Regions from separate parts of the Homo sapiens genome. Here regions 2 and 3 are each linked to region 1. Evidence: chromatin loops called from intact Hi-C (ENCODE). Cell type or tissue: PC-9. All regions are shown on one strand. Each heading gives the region's core, and the rest is flanking DNA. Links, peaks and the distances in the headings are about the cores only.

Evidence for each region. Peaks named below come from ENCODE experiments on the same cell type or tissue, not always from the same donor. Only the 100,000 strongest peaks of a DNase experiment are listed, where the experiment ranks them.
Region 2: it touches region 1 in a loop (10-fold over the local background); 1 of 110 quality-filtered maps calls a loop at or near these places.
Region 3: it touches region 1 in a loop (5-fold over the local background); 1 of 110 quality-filtered maps calls a loop at or near these places.

The regions. Positions count from the first base shown.
Region 1 is chr3:43,867,704-43,872,327 of GRCh38, forward strand. All of the region lies in intron 1 of LOC107986081 (a long non-coding RNA gene), which reads right to left. Among named protein-coding and RNA genes, the nearest start is that of ABHD5, 180 kb to the left of the region's middle. In PC-9, for the core only: no CTCF peak of the experiment used is centred there; DNase peaks (open chromatin) are centred at 2,578, 3,328 and 3,748; H3K4me3 peaks cover 1,367 bases; H3K27ac peaks cover 4,000 bases.
Region 2 is chr3:43,183,093-43,187,716 of GRCh38, forward strand. No RefSeq gene overlaps it. Among named protein-coding and RNA genes, the nearest start is that of POMGNT2, 79 kb to the left of the region's middle. In PC-9, for the core only: no CTCF peak of the experiment used is centred there; a DNase peak (open chromatin) is centred at 2,699; H3K27ac peaks cover 3,044 bases.
Region 3 is chr3:44,046,391-44,051,014 of GRCh38, forward strand. The region is part of intron 2 of LOC124909489 (a long non-coding RNA gene); the gene reads left to right. Among named protein-coding and RNA genes, the nearest start is that of MIR138-1, 66 kb to the right of the region's middle. In PC-9, for the core only: no CTCF peak of the experiment used is centred there; DNase peaks (open chromatin) are centred at 1,601 and 2,071; H3K27ac peaks cover 2,568 bases.

The DNA of each region.
Region 1 (4,624 bases), core at 390-4,389:
CCTCAGGCCTCAGCAGCATTTTCTTTTCCCAGGTGTGGCCATTTTCCTACCAGGATGAGCCACACAGCTCAGTAGCAGGGCTAAGTCTCACCGTGCTGTGGAGCCCAGCTCACAGAGCCAAATCCATTTGCAAAGGAGGGGCTGTCAGAGCTGCTGTTTGTCTTCTCAAGGCTGTGCAGCATCCTGCCTTAGAGTCTCGGCAGCCTTCCAGGGGAGTTTTGCTTTTAACTGTATTATAGTGGTTGGGCAACTTGGGAAATCTGAATTCCATTGACACATTTACAATCCTCTTGCCTCTCAGATCATGAAGAAACTCCATCTCATAGACACAAAGTCTTTCAGAGCTCTGGGCCTCTTAAAGGATAAAAACACTGTCTTATTGGATGGGAAAGTAGAGAATTTCTGGGCAAAATGGCACCCAACAGTGAAGATTTGGGTTCCTTTTCCTCTTGGCTTTTCACTGAGAGAGCAACTCTCTGGAGTAGACAGTCTCTTGCAACTGATCTTTGTTTACTTCAGTCACCACCATCAGAGTGATTTTGTCCACAGAGCCCATGAGCTTTTTAAGGGCTACAAAAGTGTCCCAAGGGCTAGGGAAAAACATGTTGGCAAAACAGTGCTAAAATAAAACTTTATTCGAAATTAATATATTGATAATTAAACAGCTACAAAATTTAACATTTTGTTAGCTAGTCAACTGCAATTCAACTCATGTCCTATTTTCACATGTAAATTCTGTTTGCATAAAGGGTGGGCATGTTGTATATCATGTGAGATGAATCCCTGAAAAGTCAGGAGGCTGTATTAGTCAATGTCCATTGAGGAAAACAGAATGGTCCAGGCCAAGTAGTTGAGATGAGGGGGATTTAATATGGGAAGGGCAAAGGGTCAGAAGAGTTAGCTGCAAAAGAAACAGGAGAAGGAGAGGCAACCGAGAGTTTAGCTACAACTAGAAGCCACCATCACCCCTTGGGCTGGAAGGGTCAAAGGAGGAGGGGATACTCCCAAACTTGGGTTCTAGGGGCCACTAGATAGGACTTGGAAGGAGAGGATACAGTGGGAGGCCTGTTGACAGAAGGAGCTGGACCCATGGAGAACATTCAGCCATTGCCAGAAACACTACCTGGAGCAGGGATAGTGGGGAGAAGTACCCTGGCTCCTCCCTGTCTCTCCTCTCCCAATCTCTCCCCAGAGCCTTTTGATAGCCACACCTATCTGCAAGCCAGTGAGCAAGAACTCCAGGACACTCATTCGCAGGGCTCACCCCTCTACGATGCAGAGAAGAATGGGAAACAGGACACGGCAGGGATATGAGAGCAAACCAGCAAGTGGCCCTACCCGTAGCTTAGGAGGGACATTGACAAGCAGAAGTGTGCTTGTAAGAGAGTGACAAAGGTTGTGAGGGACTCAGGTGCCAATCTTATGAAGAAGAGGCAGGAATCATGAATTGTTGGCTGAACACAGACTTTCAAAGTTCAACCTAGGGAAGACTTCCTTTCAGAGTGTCCAGAGAAGAAGAGGTCTGCCTTAGGAGGCAGGGAGGGATGAAGGCTAGGAAGGGGAGCCGGGTCAGATGATTTCACAGACCCATTCATTCCCTGAGAGTGTGATCCTGCACTCCACCACCATGATGCTGAGAGCCGGTCCATGTGGCACTGGCTAGACTAGAATGATAATACATATATTGATGAGAGGTTTGCTGCAAAAATGACCCATAACAAACAGCCCTGATAGCTCAGTAGCTTACAGCAACCACTGATTTTGTACCCACCATGTGCTGGTTGGCTGTGCTTTGGCTGGTCTTGGCTGGACTCAGCCAAGTTTAGATGAGAGGGGCTCACTCAGGGCATCAGGTTGGGACCAAGACTGTCCCACAGGTAGAGTGAGCTGTCCCAGCTTTCTGCTGGGGCTCAAGCTGGCTTCAGGAATGTGCTTTTCTTGTGGCAGAGAGTGGAAATGCCAAGAGGACTGGCAGGAACGTGCTATCTGCCTAGGGCCTCAGCTCAGAATGACACACTCTAACTTCCATCCTCTTTCCATTGGCCAAAGCAAGCCATATGGCCAAAGCCAAAGTTAAGGGTAGAGGATCTGCCCACGGGAAAGTCATATCAAGGGATAGGAGGGTAGCAACGATTTCAGACAAGTAATACAATCTACCATGGATAAAAAGAATATTTTAATAGTAATGGGGCAGTATAGCAGAGTGGTTAAAGGGTTTGAGCAAACTGGCAAGGGTTTGAGCTCCACCTCTGCTACTTCTGGACAAAATGGCCTTGGGCAAACTCTCTGGGCCTCCTTTTCCTCATCCAGAAAATGGGAAGCCTAGTATGCAGACCTTCCAGTGTGGCTGTGAGGGAGCGCTGGGCTGACAGATATGAAATGCTGAGCTGGGTGTCTGGCATCTAAGAAGAGCCTAATAGATGCTGGCTGGTACGTTGTTAGGAAGAATCTATTGAAAATTGTGCCTTCTGGAGACAAGGCATGCAGCAAAGGTGAGGGGAGAAACATTTCAGGGAAATAATTTGAAAATCTCTGCATGGTAGGCTTATGAAAAAAGGAAATACCTCAGTAACTGAGTCATCCCCTGAGCTCTGGGAACAGAAAGCCTGCAGGCTGGCACTGTTCTCCACTGCAGAGTTGACAGCTTGTTGGAGGAGGAGTGGCACAAGGTGGGGAGGGGGGCAGATTTCCTCTCCTGACGACTTGCTCTGGTTCACCCACAGCCCCATGCACATAAAGGTCCAGTTTCTGGAAGCAGCCTTAGAAATTCTGTGGAATTTCTGGGTCCCAGGAACTGCCACTTTGCAATTTGAGAATTTAAATATATGTAGATGCTTAGTCTTTTCTTTTACAGAAAGATACAAATTCCTCCAAAAATACATCGTCCTCAATCATTTTTTATTCTTGTGCCTACCCAAATCAAGCCCTAAGCTGTTGAAAGAAAGAAAGTAAATAATAGGGAAAGAGACAAGCAAAAACCAAATCGAAGTTTCAAAAACCAGGTGAAAATCCCACCAGTTATGAGATGGCCTTGATTGGGGGCCAGGAGGGCAGGCGTGGGTTTCCCGGGTCTCTATGTGACACAGTGGTTAGAACATGTCTTTTGGAGTCAAATTGCCTCAGTTCAAACCCCATCTCTGCTGGCCCCCAGATATGAAACTGGGTAAACAAGCCCTTATGAATCAGAATCCTCATCAGTTAAAATCAGACGATGTTAGCTTCTTTCTCACAGGTAATTGCAAAGTTTGCAGGAGATACTAGTGGCTCTTGAAGCACTTGCTATGTGGTGGCCACATGCATTGCTTTTCTTTGTGAAGGATCAACACAGTTGATAAGCACTCTATTAGCCAAGGTCAAGAATTTTATTTCCACATGGCAAACAGAGTGTTTGCTTTGAGAAGAGATCAGGAGGGATGAGGAGGCATGCTGAACAAAATACAACTGCTGGCCAAATTCAGCCCATGGAACCAGTCTGCTGGTTCTCAGCTTTGGAGGCTCAGCAATTAGATTTGTTAATATAACTGTCTTAGTTTGAGTTCCCCAAAGCCAACCCTGAGATGAGGATTCATCTGGAAGCAATTCATTTGAAAAAGATTTATTAGCAATTGTTCCCTGGAAAAACGGGTAGGCAAGTGGGAAAGTAGGACCAAGAAGCAGGAGTGTGACATCCTGCCTGGAGGGTAACTTTGGCTGTTTCCCCCAGGTGAGCTCTGGAGATAGGGCAGGTGACACCTCAGAGTGTCTGGGGGTGGGGGAAGCTGGGGATTGATCAGTCATTAGTCACAGGTAGCCCCAGGAAGAGGCACATCCCAGGCATTTCCAGCTCTCCATGCACACAGGCAAAGTGGGTTTCAGCAGCCTGAGAGCTGTCCTCAGATGCTGGCTGTTAAGGAGAAAGCACAAGAGGTGTCTATGGGCACAAAAATGGTGAAGGGGATCCAAGGAGCTTGGGCAGAGCAAAGCAGCAACTGGTACAACACCCAAAGGTGATAGGTGCCGGGACTGACTTGCAGGAAGCAAACTCCCAAGAGATGGCCACGTTTCCAGGGAGAGACAGAACTAGCCAGCACTTCTGGTTCTCATGTCCAAGGATCCTCAGCCCATGTTCTCCAGGGAAGAAAACCTCTGTTATAAACGGGGATTACAGGGTAATGAGGCACTCACCACCAGAAGCTTGGTTGGATTTCATAATGGCTGAGTCCTGGAGCTTCAGCAGTGATAAGAGAAGGACAGGACTGTTTGTGGGTCAGGACTCCATGTTGCCCTGCCAGAGCTGGAGGCAACAGCATCACGGGCAGCCTTGTGGTGCAATAAGAGACATGCTGCCCTTGGAAGTCAGGTGGAGCCACGTTCCAACCCCGTCTCTTTCATGTTTGAGCTGCGTAACCTTGGGCCTCTCTAAGCCTCATCATCTAAGATCTGCCTGGAATGCCTGCCACCCCAGCCCTTGTAGGGTCGATTCAGAATCAGTGTCTTATACCTCCTCCTTAAAGAGCCACGGGATTCCTGCTCTATGTGAGGGAGCTGTTGCTCAGAAAAGAGTACATGACAATTATCATTGCCTGTGTCTTCCCCTTGGCTAGCCTCCCTGTATTTCGTTGCTCCTCTTTCCCTTTCTTTTTGA
Region 2 (4,624 bases), core at 260-4,259, 680 kb before region 1:
TGACCTCAGGTGATCCACCTTCCTCATCCTCCCAAAGTGCTGGGATTATAGGCATAAGTCACCCCGCCTGATCGTCATTTCCCTTTTAAAGATACTGGCCAGGGAGGTCCTTTGACATCATCATCTTCATTATGGAGATCAAGGAGCCAGAAGATGAAGGAGCCAGAAGGTCACTGGGCTGGGCCTCTGGTCTCATTGAGGGTTTGAGAATGAGGGGAGAGGAGTAGCCATAGGCATGTCCTTTATGTTCTTGCCACTCATGTCTAGGCCCTGGTTTTCCTTACTTGTCAAATGGGAATAATAATGCCTTGCTTCCCTTTTTTACAGGGGGTTGTGAAAAAAATAAGTCAATGAATGTGGAACATTCGTTAACAAAGGCATTCATTAACAAAGGCATTATCATTGTCAACATGCTGACAAGTTAAACATATCCATCTTAAGGCTAAGTCAGATTCCAAAAGCAGAACTTTCTTTATTTGCAGTTTCAAAGAGCAGAAACAGCAAGACCTTTCTCCCTCTATCCTAAAGTGTTTCCAGAATGTTCTAACGAGCATGAGCCAATGATAAGCATCAGTTGTTTTTGTCTGTTCAACAGATGTTCTCCTTGTTTTCTATAACAGCAGTTCATCTGACATTAGAAAATGCTTTCAACATAGGTAGAAATGTTAACCCAGTCCCACTCCAACCCATAAGGCCAAGCAGATCCTTTCTTCCCAGGAATTTCAATCTTGGTGGAGCCACACAAGGATAAAAATCAATTGACCCTGACACATGCCTTTCTCTGGGGCTACTTGTGTGTCCTTTCATGCATTTCTCTTTTGCTCGAGTCAGCTGAGATCTGATTAATTTCTGTTGCTTGCAGTCAGAAATCCCAACCTGAGGGTCCTACTTTGTCCTTCCCTTAAGGACTCAGAGATAGGGAAGCTCAGGAGAGAAACAGGAACTGTGGAAAAATTTCCCAGATGATGGGGAGACGGGGTCAGGGAGACGGAGCAGCCCAGTGCAGAAGTAGATCAGATTAGATCAGAACCCAGGAGAGAACCTGTAAACACTGGCTGATGTGGTAGGGACATAATACACTCAAACAGGCCATAGGGATTGGGGTCTTCCTCCTAGCCCCTAGCTTGAGCCCTCCTCTCTGTGACACCAAGCTAGGCCCTATCATGCCTAGCTTTGATAGGGCTCCTGTATTTCCCTCTGGCTCACATTTCTATATTTGATCTTGATTAGGGCAATGAAAGGCTCTGGGATTGGCTTGTCCAACTCCCTCATTGTCTTCAGATAGAGAAAGTGAGGACCAAAGACAATAGGAGTCTTTTGGTCCTTTGTAAGCTTGCTTTTTGTTTCTATCTGAGCTTATCCCACAAACAGCTTAAGAACCCCCGAAGAGCTCCTTCTAGGGAGGGCCAGGCACTGGCAGGACCTCACCACCACCACTTAGACCCAGATGGAGACCAGGAATGGTTTCTACGGTGGCCTAGCTTAAGAGTGAAGTCACAGAGGGGCCTGCAGGATTGGCAAGGTCACCAGTCATTCCCACTAGCTGTACTTTTGGCAGATCAGCTTTTTGTTGGGCATGGGTCAGGCCTTCTCAAAGTGCTCCTCAAGATGAGGCTCAGAGAGGCAACATAAATCATGAAAGGGCCAGCCGTGGGCTCTTCACACAATCCCCTACCATCTTGCTAAAAGTTGAAGGGCAGCACAGCCATACCTCATACATGGTAGCTTATTTTTGGCTGATGAAAGGCCCCAGATACTCAGGCTCCTTAGCAGAGATGTGGGACTTAGGGAGGAAGAACTGTTCATTGGCAATGATGAGCGGCAAGTGATCCCTTTATGGCCCGGAAAGGTCCTTTGGACACTCACGCAGAGCACCAAGGAGATGGAACTCAGCCACCCAACTTGCCCAATTCTGGACTCCTCTCACCTGCCTCAGCCAGGACCAGGGATGGAACAGGGAAGCGGGGAGCAAAGGCCTTCAACCCAGAATGCTCTAGGAGGGGACACTGTGCAACCCAGGCATGATGAGTCCTCTCTGTGAAATAGGGAAAGTCAGAGAACCAGACCTACAGTCAGGCACTGTCAAAAGTTTATGATCCTAATTTCCCAGGGAGCCACAGCCCCTCTCAATTTTGGGGCCTTGCAGGTTCCGCTGCTCCCAGTGGACCAATCCTCTCTCTCCTGGGTGCCTGGGCCACATCCTAGTGGGAGCTGATGTGATTGGCTCAGCTCCAATGACCTTCACATCTCATGGGTCAGGTACCAACAATGGACGAGCTTCCTTGGGTCACCCTTCACCCAGCCAGTGTCATCCCTGAGGAAGGTCAGGACAGGCTGGCAGGTGTCATAGCTGACAAGTCTGGTCACACCCCAGGAGCTGGCCAAGACTCACGTTTGGCACTCACAGTCATAGTCCAAGCAAATTGGGGAGCAGGTGACCTCACTCATGTGGCACAGGGCTTGGTGACCCCTGCCAGGCCCCCCAGTATTTCCCCACTCGATCACCTTTGGCCATGTTAAGAGGACATTGTTAGTCCTGATATTTTTCTTGCTTGTCCTTTGTTAGGGGTAATAAAAATGCCCTAAGAAACTTCACATTAACAAAGTTGTATTCTAAGTCTTAAACAAACAAACAAAAAGGATAAACAGGTTTGTGGGCTAGAGAGCTTCAGATTTATAATAGCAATGCCATTCGTTTGCAGTAGGAATGTCAGTGATAAAGATCTTTTAAATAGCTGTGTGTTGTTTGTTATTCTACGTAAAATTACTCAGCTGGATGATGAAAATGGTGAAAACACAGTGCAACATGACCAAGCAGACCTTGAAGTGTACAATACATCAGGGCATTTTGGGATCATCTAATAAATGGCAGTGCAGTTCCCAACTCCAAACAGAAGAACATGTGAAGCTTCAGCAACCTGATCAGGCCACGTAGGAGCCGACTGTGGTGGCACCATGCACGTAACTGGCCTCAACCGAGTGACCACCCCGTATCCTGTCCTCATTCAGGAAATGCCTCCATCTGCCTTCAGCACTAAATTGAGTTCAATTTCCTTGCCCATTGTCACTTTAACCAAGCGGGAGGAGGCACTGCTCCACCACCTTCCTGCCCCAAGATCCAGACATAGACGCTGCTCCACTCTCTGTAACTGCATGAGATAGGGCAGGTTATGGGACCTCTCTGTGCTTCGGTTTCCTCCTAGGTAAAATGGAAGTGAAGCACCACCTTATAAGGGTGTTTTGAAGTTTAGCATCAGGCATGGAGTAACTGTTCTTAATTATTTGCTGCTTTATTAATAGTATAATCATCACAGGGATTTTCTTAGCTCCTCCAGAGATGAGCTCTTCACCCTCATTGCTACTTGCATGTCTGAGATGGCCTAGGACATACTGATTGATTCATTCATTCATTGAGTTTATCAAATATTTACCAAGTGCTAACTATGTGCTATGCCCTGGGGTCATAATGATGTTATATCTGAGAGATGTTCAATGGTCTTTTTATCCATTTCTTTGGCATTCTAGTGTGGCTTCCTGATTGCCTACACTTAGTGGTACTGATGCAGACTAACAGCTATCATCAATTGGGCACCTACCATAAACCAAGTAATTTATATACACATTATCCAATTAGTTCCTTACACAACCCTAAGTGCTATGTGTTGCTACCTTCACTTTCAGCCAAGAAAACTGAGGCATAGAGAGGTTAAGTAACTCGTTCACATTCCTACAGTGAGATAGCCTCAGCATCAGGATTTGAACAGACATCTGTTTGAGTCCTAACCTCTCCACCATGCTCTGGGAAGCCAAGGGAAGGTGGGAACCCCCTCCCTGTTCTGGAGGGCCATCTTCCTGGTCACAGCAAGACACTCCCTTAGTTTTATCCGTGAGAAGCTGAAAACCCTTCAGCAGCTTCTATTCCCACTACTACACAAATCGTCCTGTGACCAGGGGTGTAAGCAGCCAAGTTTTTTCATGGGGCTGTGTACAAGAATTCCCTTTTCTCTACATCCTTACCAACACTTTTATTTTATCTTTTTGATAACAGCCATCCTAACAGGTATGAGGTGATGCCTCATTGTGGTTTTAATTTGCATTTCTCTGATGATTAATAATGTTAAGCATTTTTTCCATATACTTGTTGGCCATTTATATGATTTTAAGAAAGGAGAAAGGAAGAAAGGAAGGAAGGAAAGAAAGGAAAGAAAGGAAAAGAAAGGATAGATTATTGATTTTGAAATGTTAATTTTGTATCCTGCAACTTTACTGAATTTATTAGTTCTAATAGTTTTTTGTGAAGTCTTCAGGGTTTTTTAATAGATGGTATCACCTGCAAACACAGACAATTTTGCTTCTTCCTTTCAATTTGGATGCCTTTTATTTCTTTTTCTTTCCTATTGCTCTGGCTAGGACTTCCAGTAAGTACTTTACTAAATAGAAGTGGTGAGAGTGGACATCCTTATCTTGTTTCCAATCTTAGAGGAAAAGCTTTCAACTTTTTCCATTGAGTATAATATTAGCTGTGGACTTGTCACATAGGGCATTTGCTATGTTGAGGTACATTTTTTCTATCTATAATTTTTGAGAGTTTTAATCATGAAAAGATGTTAAATTTTGTCAAATG
Region 3 (4,624 bases), core at 260-4,259, 180 kb after region 1:
GTAAGTATACATGCACCCACTTTATGAATAAATATGCGTAAGTCTGTGTTATGATTAGTCTCTTTTACCATTGAGGTCATGTGCTCAAACAAGTTTAGAGACTCCTTTGTTAGCCAGTCACCATTAATATAGAACAGAAAAGATTAATTTTTGGTGGAATGGATGAAAATATTAAGAGGTTTCAAACTAAGTATCAATTTTATAATCAATTGTAGAGATTCCTTTGTTAGCCAGTCACCATTAATATAGAACAGAGAAGATTAATTTTTGGTGGAATGGATGAAAATGTTAAGAGGGCTTCAAACTAAGTATCAATTTTACAATCAAGTATGATAATCTTCCTTGCAGCATTGTATGGTATGTTGGTGTGAACTTGGTAGCCCTTGGGTTATTTCCTGCAGAAGTCTAAGGGTGTGAGATGTAACATTTTCCGTATATTGTTAGCCTCTGTATGTGCATAATAGAGTGAAGAACTTCCTGAAGGGGGTACAACACAGCTAGTGTTATCATTCTATATCCAAAAATGGCAGAGGGAGAAAGTCAAAGGGACCACCATTAATATTTTGCTGTTTCAGTATTCTTTCTATAAGTATTTGCATACATTTTTGGTTTACTAAATTATGATTATGTTGAACAGTGTTTTATAATCCAGTTTTTTTCACTGTGTATTTTTCCTTGTCAAAGGGTGAGAATAAGACAATAGATTCATGATTGTGAAGGTCATTTTCGGTGGTTCGACCTCTTAGTTCTGAGACTCAGCCCCTGGAAAGTCTGCCCTTGTTGCTTGCACTTGCTTTGTAAATCCAAAAACCCAACTGCTTTGCAGGCAGAACTACAGCCTCCACATGCACCATGATTCAGGTAGACCAGGAGTGCCTTCTCCTTTCTGTACTAAAAACACCTGAGAAAACCATATTGAGAGGAGAAGGCTTTGAAAGATGCATAGACTTGACCTGAACCTGGAAGTCCTCCCAGCCAGGTGGGACCTTAGGATCCCCAGGCTGAGCTGTAACCAGCTGTGCCAAGCAATGACCTACTTCTTCCAGTTCCAAGTTCTCCATCAAAAGAATTCTGACTGCTTCAGAGAAAATTCTTGTCCCTCTACCCCCACCACAGACATAGGCACTAGGTAATATTGACATGTGAAATAAACTTCCATGGGTATCCTTTGATTCCAACAAAACTAAGAACAAACATCTTGGATATGAAAATAAAGCATGAAGGTACTTAGTAACTGCCACCAGTATTAATAGGACACGATTAATGGGAACCACTAAGGGCCATGGCATAGACAAAGTAGGCTGCCCACCATGAGCAGTTCCCTGGCAGTCACCAAAATTCACCCCCTTTCCCACTCCAGCAGGCTCGTCGGAATGCAAGGGATGTGATTATATGGGTAGACTTGGCAATGATATTTTTAGAAGCCAATCTTATTCTTAAAATTTTAACACGTTATTACCTCTTATTAGTTTCAAGTTACTGTGTGATACAGCACTGTGCCTAAAAAATCTGGCTGTGAATGATATCTTCTGATTACTGGTGTCCACTGCTGATTCTCTGTAACCAGTGAAACCTGCTCCATCTCCATAGGGGAGGGCTTAGGACCTGGAGAAACCTTGCTAGATTTCTGCAACCTAGCTGGGGTCCAAAAGTATTGTTAGCATCCACATTTTTTATATACCGTTCAGTTAACAGCATGGACATGTTTGTGGAAAGCTTCAGATGCCCATTCCTCTGTTAAGCATCAGGTTCCCCGGATCAAAGGGGTAGGAGGGTCTTATGCAGTCTTCAGAATGGTCTCTGGGTTCCACCTTTATTAACCAAGGGAGGCTTGTGGCGGGGGTCGAGGAGGTGAGCCAGCCACCACACAAGCAGTTTTAGACCCTGTGTGACTTCCTTAGTTATCTGTGGAATGCAGTTTGGCAGGAAGGTTCTGGCTTGCAAATAATTCAAGTTTTATCAGTCATCTCTAGTGGCCAGTCCCTCCATTTTAATCACTTTAGAGCAACCCAAGAGGTCTTTGGTGAATGGTCATTTCAGTTCTTTGTAAATACTTCTGAATTGGAACATTTCTGTATGAACAGCCCAGATAAACAAAGGGCCCAGTGTATTGGGTTTTGTTGGTATTTTTACCAAGTTTGTTGAGCCAGCCTTCTTCATACAAGTCCATTCTTGGAATTCTAAACATGACTAATGGCAGACTTCTGAATGCTACCTATAAGCACAAAGCTTTTGTAATTGACTTTCTTTAGCGGTGACCCTAGGCTTGTGGTCCAAAAGCTGTTGATGAGGAAATTGCTTTCTGGGTTTGGCCTGGGGGATTTTCCTTGTCACAGTAGGGTGTGCAGAAGTGAGTTGCTGCCTGAGATCAGTGTTAGGAGGTTTGAGGTTGCATCTGATTGATTAGTAATGTCTTCCATGGGCATAGGTGGGAGTGATGACCTGCTCTCAATCTGTCACCCCACAGGCAACCTACCAATATAAGGTCTTACCCCACCAACACTTGAAGCCAGCCACTGGGGACTTCACAGCACCTTGGTGAGGGGTCCTGTTAGTGAGGGACTTAACTGAGATTACCAAAAATGAACCTCTGACCTCTGAGCAATGTCTGGCCAAAGCATTTCTTCTTTCCCAAATGGAAGATGCCTTTTCTACCTTGGAGCCTGTTTGCCTGGGTTTTCAAGGTCATTTCAGTAGTGCAAAAACTCTGCAGTTCTGTGAAATGTCTTCCAGATCCAAGCACTGAGTTGATTGGTGTTCTGTAGGCAGAACTGTCGGGTTTGATCAGGGCTTCCCCCACAAACCTTTCTCCATCAAAGATAAGAACTTTAATACAGATTAAACCCCACAGCAGCAAATTCCAGGAGACTCTCTAGGTTCATCACTTGTATTAGAACATGATGGCATCAAAGTATTGACCGGGGCTTAGAGATGTTAAACAGAGATCTTCTGGTAATAGTTTTTATAAGAGGATTTGATTTGGGGATAAAATTGATGATTTTGGCCAACTTGTGTCTTTGCTCTAACTTCTTTAAAACTAGAGTAAATAAGTAGATATTTTTATTTTATTTCCTTGTAATAAATATTTTTACATATCATTATATAAAGTCCCTTTTGGCTCTTGTCAGATTTTTCCTGCTTTTAAAGGAATTTTATCTATAATTTTATTCAATGTTATTTTTCAGTCTTCACACTTTAAGGATGACTTAACTCTTACAGGTTGGAATGCTTAATCCAATTTCAAATATCAACTTTAGTCCACTCAGAAATCAACGTGTCATTCAACCACTGAGATTCACATGTGAAAATGTAAGAGCTAACGGTGGAAGGGCGTCTGTCTACATGTGCGCTCTGTGGACCACGCTAAGTGGAGATTACCGGAGTGTAGAGAAGAGAGCATTTGGTGGGGACATTGGCACCCTCTGGGCATTTTTACATTTCTGTGACATCCGCACTGCCGCATGTCACAGAGGGGCAGTCAGTCAGCACGAGGTGCTGCAGAACAGGCCATCCTGAGCAGAAAGCCAAAGTGGGCCCATTTGTTTCTTGGGACTTTCAAAGGGCACAGCCCCCACCTTTAGAAGTAAGTCGTTTGACTTGCTGGAACAATGGTGTGCAAAGAACCTCGCTGTTCAATCGGTGCAGTGCGATGCCAGGGGCTCAGCTGACTTAAGCACTGTTGAGCTGCAGCCCTGACACCACTGTCTGTCTTCTGTCCCTCTCTGCCGGCCTCTCCCCAAGCTGAGCGCAGTGTCCTGCACCTGGTGAGGCCTCAATACATTTTTGTTGAATTGAAATGGGTCCTTCATTGCTGGTCCTTATATCCCTACCCCGGGTTGGGACCATCACAAAGGGCCTTCCATGGTGCCATTGACGGCTCTGAATCAGTCATTAACACATCCTCAGACATCTCCAGTATTGATGTGGCTGCTCACTCCACCCCTCGCCAGTCAGCACATCTGCACTGTCACTGGTACAAAGGACAGAGCCAAGGAGGCCCTGGTGGGAGCCTGATATAATTCCCCAACAAACCCTTCACTGTCTGCACAACGCTGCTGATGCAACAAGCTCCACGCATCTGCGGCTGTGGAAATGTGTTTCGTCTTGAGCTTTAGGTCAGTGTTAATACATTTTTATTAATAAGCCGCTGCAGGGTGTGGGATATGAAATCAGCTTTAGAGCTGCATGGTATCTTATGGAGTTGCCTGGCTGATTCCCACCTTCATTTTACAGAGAAGCAAATGGAGGCGTGATCCAAAATGAAATTTGATTTTTTTAAAGGGGTGAAGACTGTGTCTTTTCTGAATTTCAAAGAAACCAAGTAAATGCAAACTGGACCCCGATGATAACACATTTAAAATCAATTGTTGAGCTCTTCTTTGCTCCAGGTAATAAGAGGAGGAGGGGGAAGATTCAGATTTGTGGGGGATGCCAGCCCATGTCAAGGGTCAGAGAAGCTGCGTGTCAGGTCTCAGCACAGATCGAAGAAGAAGCCGGGAGAGGAGGAGGGGCAGGAGCTGGAGAGAGGCCCATCAAGGAAAATGGCACAGCCTCCCCTTCCCCGGGACTTAGCTCTGAGTTTCACTGATGGGAACCCTTGGGTTTAATTTATCAGTGGGTTCCT